Regions from separate parts of the Homo sapiens genome. Here all the other regions are linked to region 2. Evidence: read pairs that join two places in POLR2A ChIA-PET (ENCODE). Cell type or tissue: MCF 10A. All regions are shown on one strand.

Region 1 (2,500 bases), 81 kb after region 2:
AGGTTTTCCAGAATCTCAACCTAATGTTTTATTTCTTTGGCTACACCTGTGTCCCATGGCTGCTCTGGATCCAAGGGTGCTGAGAAATAAAGCTTTTGGCTCTAAACTTTGACAACTCAGACAAAACTGGATTTCTGTTAATCAGGAAGGCAAAATGGCTACTGCAGAAGCAATTATAATTCTTTGCCTCATGGGTCAGAACAGAAGGAAGAAGTGAGCACTGAGTTCCTAGGCACCTTGCTTTTGTCCGCTGGGGTCCCTTTTGCCACTCTGGACCAAGTCTCACTCTGGCCTTGTAGGTGATCACAAGGCTGGAACAGGGAAGGGGGACTTGATGAAACCTGAAGATGACTTCCTCCCACCCCTGCCGTTTCACGCAGAATCACCTCCAAACATGCTAGGAAGGCATGCTCTGCACTGGCATGCAACAGTGACCCCGACAAAGCAGCCCCCACCTCCAGAGAAGTCACATTTAGTGAAGATAACTAACCAACCATTCTCAGTTAAGACATTTTGATATTTTTTTCATATCATATTCATTCCTCCAAGCCAACAGTAGGGAAAGTAAGTGTCTCATTATACAGATAAGGAACTGGAAGCCCAGAGAGAGTTGAAACTTGTGTAGTTCACACTACTGGTCAAGACTGGAATAGGATTTGCTTCCCACTTCAGTGCTTTCTCCTCTCCAGAATCCTTTCTGCTCCCCAACCCCTACCCCAAGCCTCACTCTGGTGAGAGAAAGAACTGGAAGAGAAGGTGCTGTGGTCCCAGGCATTACAGCAACTGAACATATTCTGAACCAGGAGGCCTGATTAGTAGCCACTGCTCTGTTCTCATCATATTCTTGCAAGAGGAAGTGGTGGTGGTTTTCCCCGCAATCAGGAAGGAATTCCATCATTCATCTGCTAAGGCAGCACCTCCCTGAAATAATCTCTTCTCCCAGTCAGGCCTAGCTGGCTCCTTTCCCTCTGCAGCAGGATTGGGAAGGTTGGCCTTATTATGGTCCCTCCTTGCTCTTGATTCCTGTGGGGCCTTCTTGACTGCCAGTAGCACATTGGCTTGGTTCAGGGTGGAGTTGCTCTGAACTACTTTAGGAAGGAGAGGCCCTGGCCTTGTCCCTGGCACTTTCCCTTTCCCTTCATTCCCTCCCAGCTGTGGCATTCACAGAGTTTCCCTCCTCCAGCCCAGTCCTGGGCAGCAATAGCCTTCATGTTAGATGCCAAAAGGAGCATTCATCCTTCCCCCATGGGCTGGCACTGGGGCACTAAGCTTGGGCACCAAGGCGGGGCCTCATGGAGGCTCATGGAGGGGGCTGTGTGAATGGGGTGTGCTGTGTCATGCCTTTCCGCCACTGTTTCTGCTCCTACCTGCCTCCAAGGCCTGCATATGACTCAGGAGTCAGTTCAAGTTTATCTCCCTTGGCAGATCTTCCCTGCTCCCTGCCCACTCCACCACCACATCCTCTCCAGAGCTGGAAGATCCCTTCCCACATCCCACAGGTCTCAGAGCACTTAACCCCTGGTTCCAGTGGACACATCTGTTTCTGTCTTTCACCTCCCTCCTTTTGACTGTGAGATCCTTGCATTCTCACAGTGCCTTGGCACTTAGTAAACCCTCAGTACATATTGGGTGAATCCAGGATGCGCCCTGGTGCAGAACACTACAGGAGCATGTAGAGAAAGCTTTTATCACATTCCTGAGGTACCTTAAGGTGAGGTACCTGTAGAGAGGGACAGAAATCCTAATAGCACATTTTTGTTGAGTATTTGATAGTTGCCAAGCACTAGTATGGCTTTTTGCATACTTTGCGTATTTGCTCACTAAGTCTTCACCACAACCCTACAAGGTAGGCGCTGTCTCCACTTTGCCCATGAGAAAACAGAGGCTAAGAAAGGTTAAGTAACTTGCTCAAGATCCCACAGTAGGACAAGATAGAGGGATTTCGACCTCACAGCTCAAGCTCTTAACCCTCTGCCATGCATGTTGTGTCCTTAGTACCACCTCCCCGCCCTCCCAGCCACACAGGAGCTTGTAGCACAGGCGAGACATTCTCAAGTGGATCAATTAGACGAAAAAGCAAGACAGAGCCTGCCCCAACACTTAACACTCAATTATTGCCCAAATGCTAATGTACAGAAGAAATAATGAGGACTGGACTGGAGGGAGAGCCAGAAACGGCTTCCACAGAAAGGTGTGCCTCATCCAGCCTGAGAGACATGGAGGAGCAGGACCAGCAGGTGATGGGGGCGGGGGGCGGGGGGCGGAGGGGGGTGAGCAACCCGTTTCAGGTTTCTTCCAAAAAGACGTGTGCAGGAGGCTAGCTGAACTTAGCCACAGTTTCAGAGATGCATAGAAATGAAACTACTGGAAGCATTTGGCTTCAGTTAAACTTGGGGCCGAGCAGAGCCAAGACCAGCACACCTGGCTGAGGAGCATGGGCTGTCTGATGGCCATCTCACCAAGATGGTATGGGAGCAGTGACTGGGAGGAGACCCAAAGC
Region 2 (2,500 bases):
TGAAAATCATAATTATAATTTAAATGCTATGATAGAAGTTTTCAAAAAGTAAATAATCATAAATGGCCAGTGACTCTCAGCTGTCACTGAATGCTGTGGATAAAAAAAAAAATCCTTGAAAAAAAAATGAGCTCTTAGGTTTGCACATGAATTCAGAGGTAGCTTGGGAGTTTGAGGTTTTCTAACTATAGGTCCCCCAAACCCTCTTTCTGGTGATAATGACAGCTTCTTGGGAAAAGTCAAGATGCCTCTGTTTTGGGTGTGGTTCCCGAATTTGCTTCTGCAAGCAGCGTGACTCATTTGTTGAGCTCACTTTATGCAAAGTGGTTGTGGGAAGTGAGCTACTTACCAGGAGAAAAATGTAGTATTTTGGGGGTTTCTAATGGCTTTCCCGAGACGAGGTGTCTGCTGAGCTGGAACAGCATTAGCACTTTGAAGGGTGTGTTCTGTGTCAGACAGAAAACCTAGAGTTAGTACCATCTGATGACTTCTACCAGGAAGGAAGGAAACTGACATTTATTGATCATGAATTGTGCAGATCGTATGCCAGGTGCTTTGCATGTATTATTATTTTTTCATCCTCATAAAAAACCCATTTTATAAATAAGGGGACTAAGGTTTGGAAAATTTGACAGGATTTATCATAGTCACAAAGCCAGTAGGTAATGGAGATAGGATTTTAACCCCCTTACTCTTTCTGAATCCACCAGGCTGGGGAGGATGTGTGGTAAAGATCATAAATTTAAGTCAATATTGGGAAATTATGTGAAAGGCTTAAATTAGCAACTGCAGCACCTTAAGAAAAATTAAAGAGAAATTGTGTGTGGTAAAAGGAATTTTTTTTTTTCTAGTGAAATTTTGTATCAGTTTGCCTGGGCTTCCTGTGTGAGATGCTCTGTGTTCCTGGCGAGAGGCTGGGCCCAGCAGGCCTGTCCTTGTGCTCAGCGACTCTCCCACCTCTCCAGCCGATTCCTTCCATCCTTGTACGAGGCTGAATTCTGACGCCCAGGATGAGCTCCAGCGGACGTCAAGCTGATGTGTCATCTTATGAGTGAGGGCTTCTGAGCTAGTGCCCATGAGCTCTGACTCATCAGGCTTCTAATTATAACTCGTCCTGGCTTCTCAGATAATGGGTTTGTCTCAATAGTTTCCAGGGACACATTAGACCAGTCCTATATTTTGTGGGACTTGGGTGTTTAGGCAGCCCGTGGTGTTCTGGGCGGAAATAGAGAAGAGACTGACAAGTCATCAAGAATTTCAGTGGTGCCCCTGAAAGTTGTCACAGCATCTCAAATGTGCCTCTGAGCAAATGGTCTTTGGCAGAGCTTGGCAACCCTGCTTCAGGTTCCAACACTACAGCGTACAATCCCTAAAAGAGCTTTGGCATCCTGAGGATGTTAATGTCCCATAATGCCCAATGGCTGTGGTGGTAATGATGGGTAATAGACTTTAGACCCCACAAAACCAGCTCTCCAGGCACCCCACAGGGAACAGCAGTGGGCAAAATAGTGGGCAGAGCAGAGAAGGAAAGTAACATAGGATTCTACGTGGTTCCCACCTGTGGAAATGAACAGGACCCTTGCAAGTCCATTTGGGGCACCTCTAGTGACTCCTCGAAGACAAAGCAGATAAGGACAAGAGCTTCTGAAATAAAAACTGCATTGACCCAGAACTTTGGGACTGCAAGAGGACTGAGAGGCCCTAAATTTAACCACTACATTTCACAGACCAACTATAGCTCAGAAAGACTGTGATTTTCCAGTATTGCACAGCTAGTTAGAACCTATAGCTTTTCAACCCTCCATCTAGCATCTTTGATGCCCAACAAATAGTAAGTATTCCTCCAAAATTAAAAAATTTCCTTGTGTTCATGATTCAGTTGATTAAAATTGAGGTGGCTTTTTTTTTTTTTTTTGCCATTTTAAAGGACGTTGACAGAATCATTCAGTGGTATATCTCCAACTATAAGATCTTTTGAATTTGACACCACATCTAAAGTTCTTTTTCTTTCTTTTTAAAATTTTCTTTTAAAAGTTTACTTGACTCGATGGATTCAACATGTAAAGTTAGTTCTGTCTTTATGGTTTTCACACAGAAATTTGTATTGATGGTGCAAAGCTTAGGATTCTTCAAATGAGTTTGTTATGGAGGCTTGCTTTTCTGTCCTGCCTATTGCTACTACATTATCTCTGCATCTCAGATACAAATCAACACTGACTGAATCACAGAGCCAGCTCATGATAGGCATGTGATGACGAGTGAACCAGGAAAAGGGCAAGAGGGGCCTGGGGCTAAATCTTAGCCTGAGTCAAACTTGGGAAGAGACCAGGACATCAAGTGTGGAGGCCCAGAGTGAGAGTAGAATCAGTCTTTGGAGTAGAGCAGAGACAAGGTTTGAGGCAGAACAGAAAGCAAAGAAGGAGGGTCTAGGGAACTGCAAAGAGATTTCCATTCTAGTGCTCACACTCATCAACTTGTAGGAATTCACAGATCAATGGAT
Region 3 (2,500 bases), 85 kb after region 2:
GTAGTTGGCTGACCCCTGATGCAGAGGCTGAGATTAACTTAATTCTACCAGCACTGCTGAGACTCATTTTATGCATGAGTAAACTGAGGCTCAGGGGCTTCCATCACCAGCTTACAAGGCAGATTAGTGAGGAGCAGAGCTAGGATTCAGTTCCTCTTTCCATCTCCTCTGTGATGCTCTTGGACCTAGTTGTTCCTTCTGTGTTTGTCACCACTGTGTGACAAGGTTGCAAGACCCTCTGTTATAGGACGAGGGAAACCGTCCTAATGGACATGCCCCTTCAGTGTGTGATGACGGCATTTGCCATACTCAAGCCTTTTAGGGAAGCAACGTCAATCAGCTGATGTTCAGGACATGTTGCTTCAGGAAATAGCAGATCCCAGCCACACCATGGGGCAGGTGCTTCGTACTCATTTGGTACGTGGCATAGGGCAATGGTTCTGTCATTGCCCCAGCTCTGTGGTACTGGTGACAAGACTCTTGATTCTCTGGCTTGTAGTCAGAAAGAAGTTTGGGAGGTTCCCACATGGCAGATCACCTTCGTGGGATAACACAGAAAGGTGCATTGGTCTCAAGGGCTTTGGATCATACTGGACAAGCAGCAGCAAAATGAGAGAGGTGCATGCCTGAAAGATAAAACTGGGCTAGGAGGTTTCCTGAAGGGTGCGGCCTGGGACTGGGAGATTTCCTGAGGGCCAACTAGGCTTTATCTCCCTCTTCTTCACATCCCGCATCTCAGACCTCAGACTTGGCTTCTGCCCCCACCTGCCAGACACACTCTCAGCTGAGCCAGCTGTAAGACTGGGGTCCGGCATCCAGCCTTTCCTCCTTGGTGCACATTGAAGACCCAGGAGTGCCCCGCACTGGAGCTGCTGTTCCCAGACTGCAGCAAAACCACAGCTGCAGCTGCCTGACTGCAGGTCTGAGCTTGTTTAGGCTTCACCGGAAAGAAAAATGCTCCCGCCTTATGCAATGGGTGCAGTCTGTCCTGGGAGCTGTGGCAAGCCAAGCCTGTCTGAGTGAGGGTGACTGGGGACCCTGGCACTTGCCTACTTACTTTATATCCTTTTAAAATTGTTGTTTCAGAAATAAACACTCTCAAAGTAGAAAATTTAGAAAATATGCATGACAAAAGAAAAAATGAAAATGACCCGTAATCCTGCTTCCTAAGAGTAACTGTTTTTCTTCTCTTTCCAGTCTTTTTTTCTATGCATGTGTGCTCCCTATCCAAATGGGATCATAGGATAAATGCTGCTTGGGGAATTTGTTTCTTTTTTATTTAACACTGTAGGGTGAACATCTTTCCATGCCAAAGCAAACTTTTCTTTGCCGTTATTTTTGCCTATCATCTGCTTTTGGCAAGTCCTCTTCCAAAGGTGTGTGGAACTTGGAGAGGATTTCTGTGTATTGGGGTCCTAGGCTCCAACTGGATCACCGGATCCAGTCCTTTTTAGGATCACCGGATCCAGCCCTTTTTAGGTAGGAGTGCGGGGGCAGCTCTGTGGCTTTGAGTAATAAAAAAAGCCCTAGGCTCATTGTTTGCACAAGTGTTCCTGCCCCAGCCCTGCTCTGACTCATGGTGCATCTTAAACTTGTCCCTTCATCCCTCTGGGCCTCAGTTTCTTTATCTATAAAATGGGACGGTCGGATTGAGGGCTTTGCTAGCTCTAATGTCCATGACTAAGCACTTGTATACTGAGGCAGATTCCAGAAGCCTCTGGGAGCATTGGCTGCTGAGAGGAAGTTATCTCTTCCCAGCCAGTAAGCTGGCATCTGGCTCAAGGCTAACCAAGGAGCTAGGCATCTTGGTCTGGAAGATCTGAAACCTCTCTGGGGTAGCCAGCACCCTATGCTATGGTTCCCAGGGCTTCACAGATCACTGGGTTCTCCCCACCTTCCTGTTCCCTGCCTCTGGGAAAGGGAAGCAGCCGTCCTGTGCCAGCACTGAGCTCACAACTCCACTGCTTCTTGGTCATGGTATTAACAGCTGGAACCTGCAGCAGCCAATAGCTACTGGTCACTCTCTGAAATGCAAACCAGGTGACTAGGCAGAGAGTGACATCTCAGGCAGTGCCAGGGCCAGTGCCTGGGAGGCTGGGCAGGTGGTAGAGCTGGGGCTTCTGGGAGCTGCAAAGGGCCTAGGAAAAGGGCGTTGGGTGGGCAGGCTTTCCTCACCTCTGTTTTCCCTTCCTCCTGTGATCCAGGAATAGCAGCTGGCTTTTCTTAATCTGATGTGAAGAGTCCTGCCAAGAAACTAGAAGGCTGAGGCAGCTGCTGTGTGAAGGTTTTGAGGGATCGGAGCATCATGAAGTATAAACAGCAGAATCTTTTTTTCTGGCACTTGGGCTGTTTGTCTTCTATACTCTTTTATAGAAATTACAACAACAGCAAGAACAATAATAGCAATACAGCTACCATGTAATAAGTTTTGCCATCTTCTAGGCAATGAGCCCAATGCTTTACTTGCTTCATCTTATTTGAGATGAGCTGTTTGTTGGTA
Region 4 (2,500 bases), 58 kb after region 2:
TTTCCCTTTAGTGGGAAAGGCAACCGGAATTGGTTCAGCCCACCTGAGAAACAGGAGATTTAAAAAATCCTACTGTCTATCTTTGAACCAAGGACCCCACCCAAAAGGGAGAAACCTACAAAGAACTACTTTTTTTGGAGCTCTCCAATTGAAATGGTTCCCAAAAGGTGATTGCCAATTTGCAATCTTGCTACAGACAATCACACTAGCAGGGCCATCAAGCCCATCCCATGAGAATGATCAAATCTCCAATAAGACTCAGCTGTTCCATGGGGGAGTGAGGGGAATGAAGCATTCAGAAAGATAAAATCATCTGGGTTTTCTGAATGTTTTCCCTGCTGAGGTTGAGGCTGAGAACTTGCATTGGCTGAAGACTTGCAGCTGGAACCAGATAGGAAGTAAGCTTCTGGAAGCACTAAAATGAATTGTCACTCCCACTCTCGATACCCACAGCTTCAAAACCACCAGATGCTGACAGCTGCTGTGGAAATCTAAGCAAGTGGAGGGATATCCAGATTGAGCTGGCCAAGTTTGGTACAAGAGCTAAGAGTCTGGGAACAATGGGAGGTCAGCTTTCTGTGTCACTGTGGATACAAAGGAAGTACTTTTGAGACACAGACAGGAAGTGACTGAGGACTTTAAGGGCAGCTTGGGCTATCCAGGAAAGTTCTTCATTCTTGTTTTTTTCTGCTGAGGCTCTAGAGGGACACCTGTCAGACTGACCAAGGCCGAAGATGGCTCCCTACCAGAGAGATTCAACTGAGGGCTTGCGATAGGTCTTGTGACATTGCTATTGATCTTGAGACATTCATCTGAAGCATGATTGTCACTGGCTTCAAACTTTCCTCATCATAAGAGAGGGACTGGGTCTACTTCAAATGTTTCGCACTAATGAAGTTAACATTCCCTTTCATGGTGAGGTAAGTTGATTGCATTAACAGCCCCAGTTTTTCATTCTCCCCTGAGGCCACCCATTTGGTAGTACCCTCCCACACTGATTCTTGGTTTAGTCATGTAACTTGCTTTAACCTCCAACAGAAGCTTGAAAAACACTTGTTCATTTCTGCTTGCCCTCCTTAAGCTCTGCCCTCATCATGAGACCATGCCCAGGCTAGTCTGCTGGAAGGAAGTCAGAGGCACACGGAAGAGAGCCACATTCAGCCAAGGCCATTCTAGACCAGTTGTTCCCTGTCACTTCACTAATTGGCCACAGCACAAGGTAAGTACAGCCAAGATCAGCAGAATCACCCAGCTGACCTGTTGAATTATGAGAAATAAGGAATGGTTGTTGTTTTAAGTCACTAAATTTTGCAGTGGTTTGTTACTTAGCAATAACTAGTAAAAATGGTCTTCTTCATGTAAGGGTAAAGAGGGAGGGTTCATAGATTGGGCTTAAACTGTGTTCACTGTTGACATTCAATCTGACTAGGAAGCTCTGAGAAACTGACTGGGCAGGTCTGTTAGAAGGCTATTTGCATGTGATGCCTCCAGGAAGAGAACGTCCTAAGGCAAGAACAAGTCAAGGAGAGAAGGCTGGCCAGGGAACAAAGACTTAGTCATAGAGAGGCTGAGAAAATCCACCCCGGTGTCTGTCATTCTAATGGGTCCTCTGGCTTAGGCTCAATAGATTATTGTCTGACTCTTACAGTTGAAGGTAGAGGCAAGGTGTAGGTAGAAAGGATTATTTCAGTAACAGCTCCATAGGACGCCGAGACACAAGCTCCACAGCATTAAGATTAGTGTAAAAAAAAAAAAAGTAATACAATTGCAGCAGGCTGGGTGTGGTGGCTCACACCTATAGTCCCAGCACTTTGGAAGGCTGAGGTGGGAGGATTGCTTGAGGCCAGGAGCTTGAGACCAGTCTGGGCAACATAGTGAGATCCTATCTCTATTAAAAAAAAAAAAGTAATAGCCAGGCATGGTGGCACACAGCTGTAGTCCCAGTGACTTGGGAGGTTGAGGTGGGAGAATTGCTGGAGCCCAGAAATTGGAGGCTGCAGTGAGCTATGGTCATACCACTGCACTCCAGTCTGGGTGACAGAGCAAGATCCCATCTCAAAAATATAACAATAAAAGCTATTGTAGCAAGAGAGGATCTCTGTGAACGAACTACAAGTTCAGCACCCAGATGATTTCAGCATCTTAGTCAAAGGCCAATGCCCAGGAGGAGAAGATGGTGCCCAGCAGAAAGAGACTTAGTAACATCTGTCTAAATAGCTACATTAATTTATTATTTCATTCATTTATGCATTCGACAAACATTGAGGGCTATCCCAATTACTTTTTGTAAGGTTATGATGAACGGGGATCAAATGTTTTCGTAAGGTAGGATTCCTATCCATAAGAAGCCCAAGGACTGGTTCACATTAAAATATACTTTTTCTCTTGTGTTCTCTTGATTGATTGGTAATGACTGCTTACAGCACTCCAGGAACATTTGAGAGCCACATCCTGGTGCAGAGAAGTGCTGTGATTGATTAGCAATGTATGCTTTGGCCAC

What was found. ChIA-PET counts read pairs that join two places held together with the same protein. Peaks named below come from ENCODE experiments on the same cell type or tissue, not always from the same donor. Only the 100,000 strongest peaks of a DNase experiment are listed, where the experiment ranks them.
Region 1: POLR2A ChIA-PET joins it to region 2 with 13 read pairs; 7 of 35 experiments call an interaction of 5 or more read pairs at or near these places.
Region 3: POLR2A ChIA-PET joins it to region 2 with 25 read pairs; 7 of 35 experiments call an interaction of 5 or more read pairs at or near these places.
Region 4: POLR2A ChIA-PET joins it to region 2 with 15 read pairs; 13 of 35 experiments call an interaction of 5 or more read pairs at or near these places.

What each region holds. Positions count from the first base shown.
Region 1 is chr11:35,110,381-35,112,880 of GRCh38, forward strand. No RefSeq gene overlaps it. Among named protein-coding and RNA genes, the nearest start is that of CD44-DT, 26 kb to the right of the region's middle. In MCF 10A, no CTCF peak of the experiment used is centred here; a DNase peak (open chromatin) is centred at 1,361.
Region 2 is chr11:35,029,820-35,032,319 of GRCh38, forward strand. It overlaps LOC105376626 (a long non-coding RNA gene), which reads right to left. Exons shown (of 4, transcript XR_001748180.2): 3 at 350-446. Among named protein-coding and RNA genes, the nearest start is that of MIR1343, 89 kb to the left of the region's middle. RefSeq lists enhancers at 194-1,393, 356-475. In MCF 10A, no CTCF peak of the experiment used is centred here; DNase peaks (open chromatin) are centred at 302 and 1,032.
Region 3 is chr11:35,114,896-35,117,395 of GRCh38, forward strand. No RefSeq gene overlaps it. Among named protein-coding and RNA genes, the nearest start is that of CD44-DT, 22 kb to the right of the region's middle. RefSeq lists an enhancer at 1,126-2,325. In MCF 10A, no CTCF peak of the experiment used is centred here; DNase peaks (open chromatin) are centred at 946 and 1,526.
Region 4 is chr11:35,087,357-35,089,856 of GRCh38, forward strand. It overlaps LOC105376627 (a long non-coding RNA gene), which reads left to right. Exons shown (of 4, transcript XR_931194.2): 2 at 1,082-1,219. Among named protein-coding and RNA genes, the nearest start is that of CD44-DT, 49 kb to the right of the region's middle. RefSeq lists an enhancer at 2,436-2,500. In MCF 10A, no CTCF peak of the experiment used is centred here; a DNase peak (open chromatin) is centred at 1,535.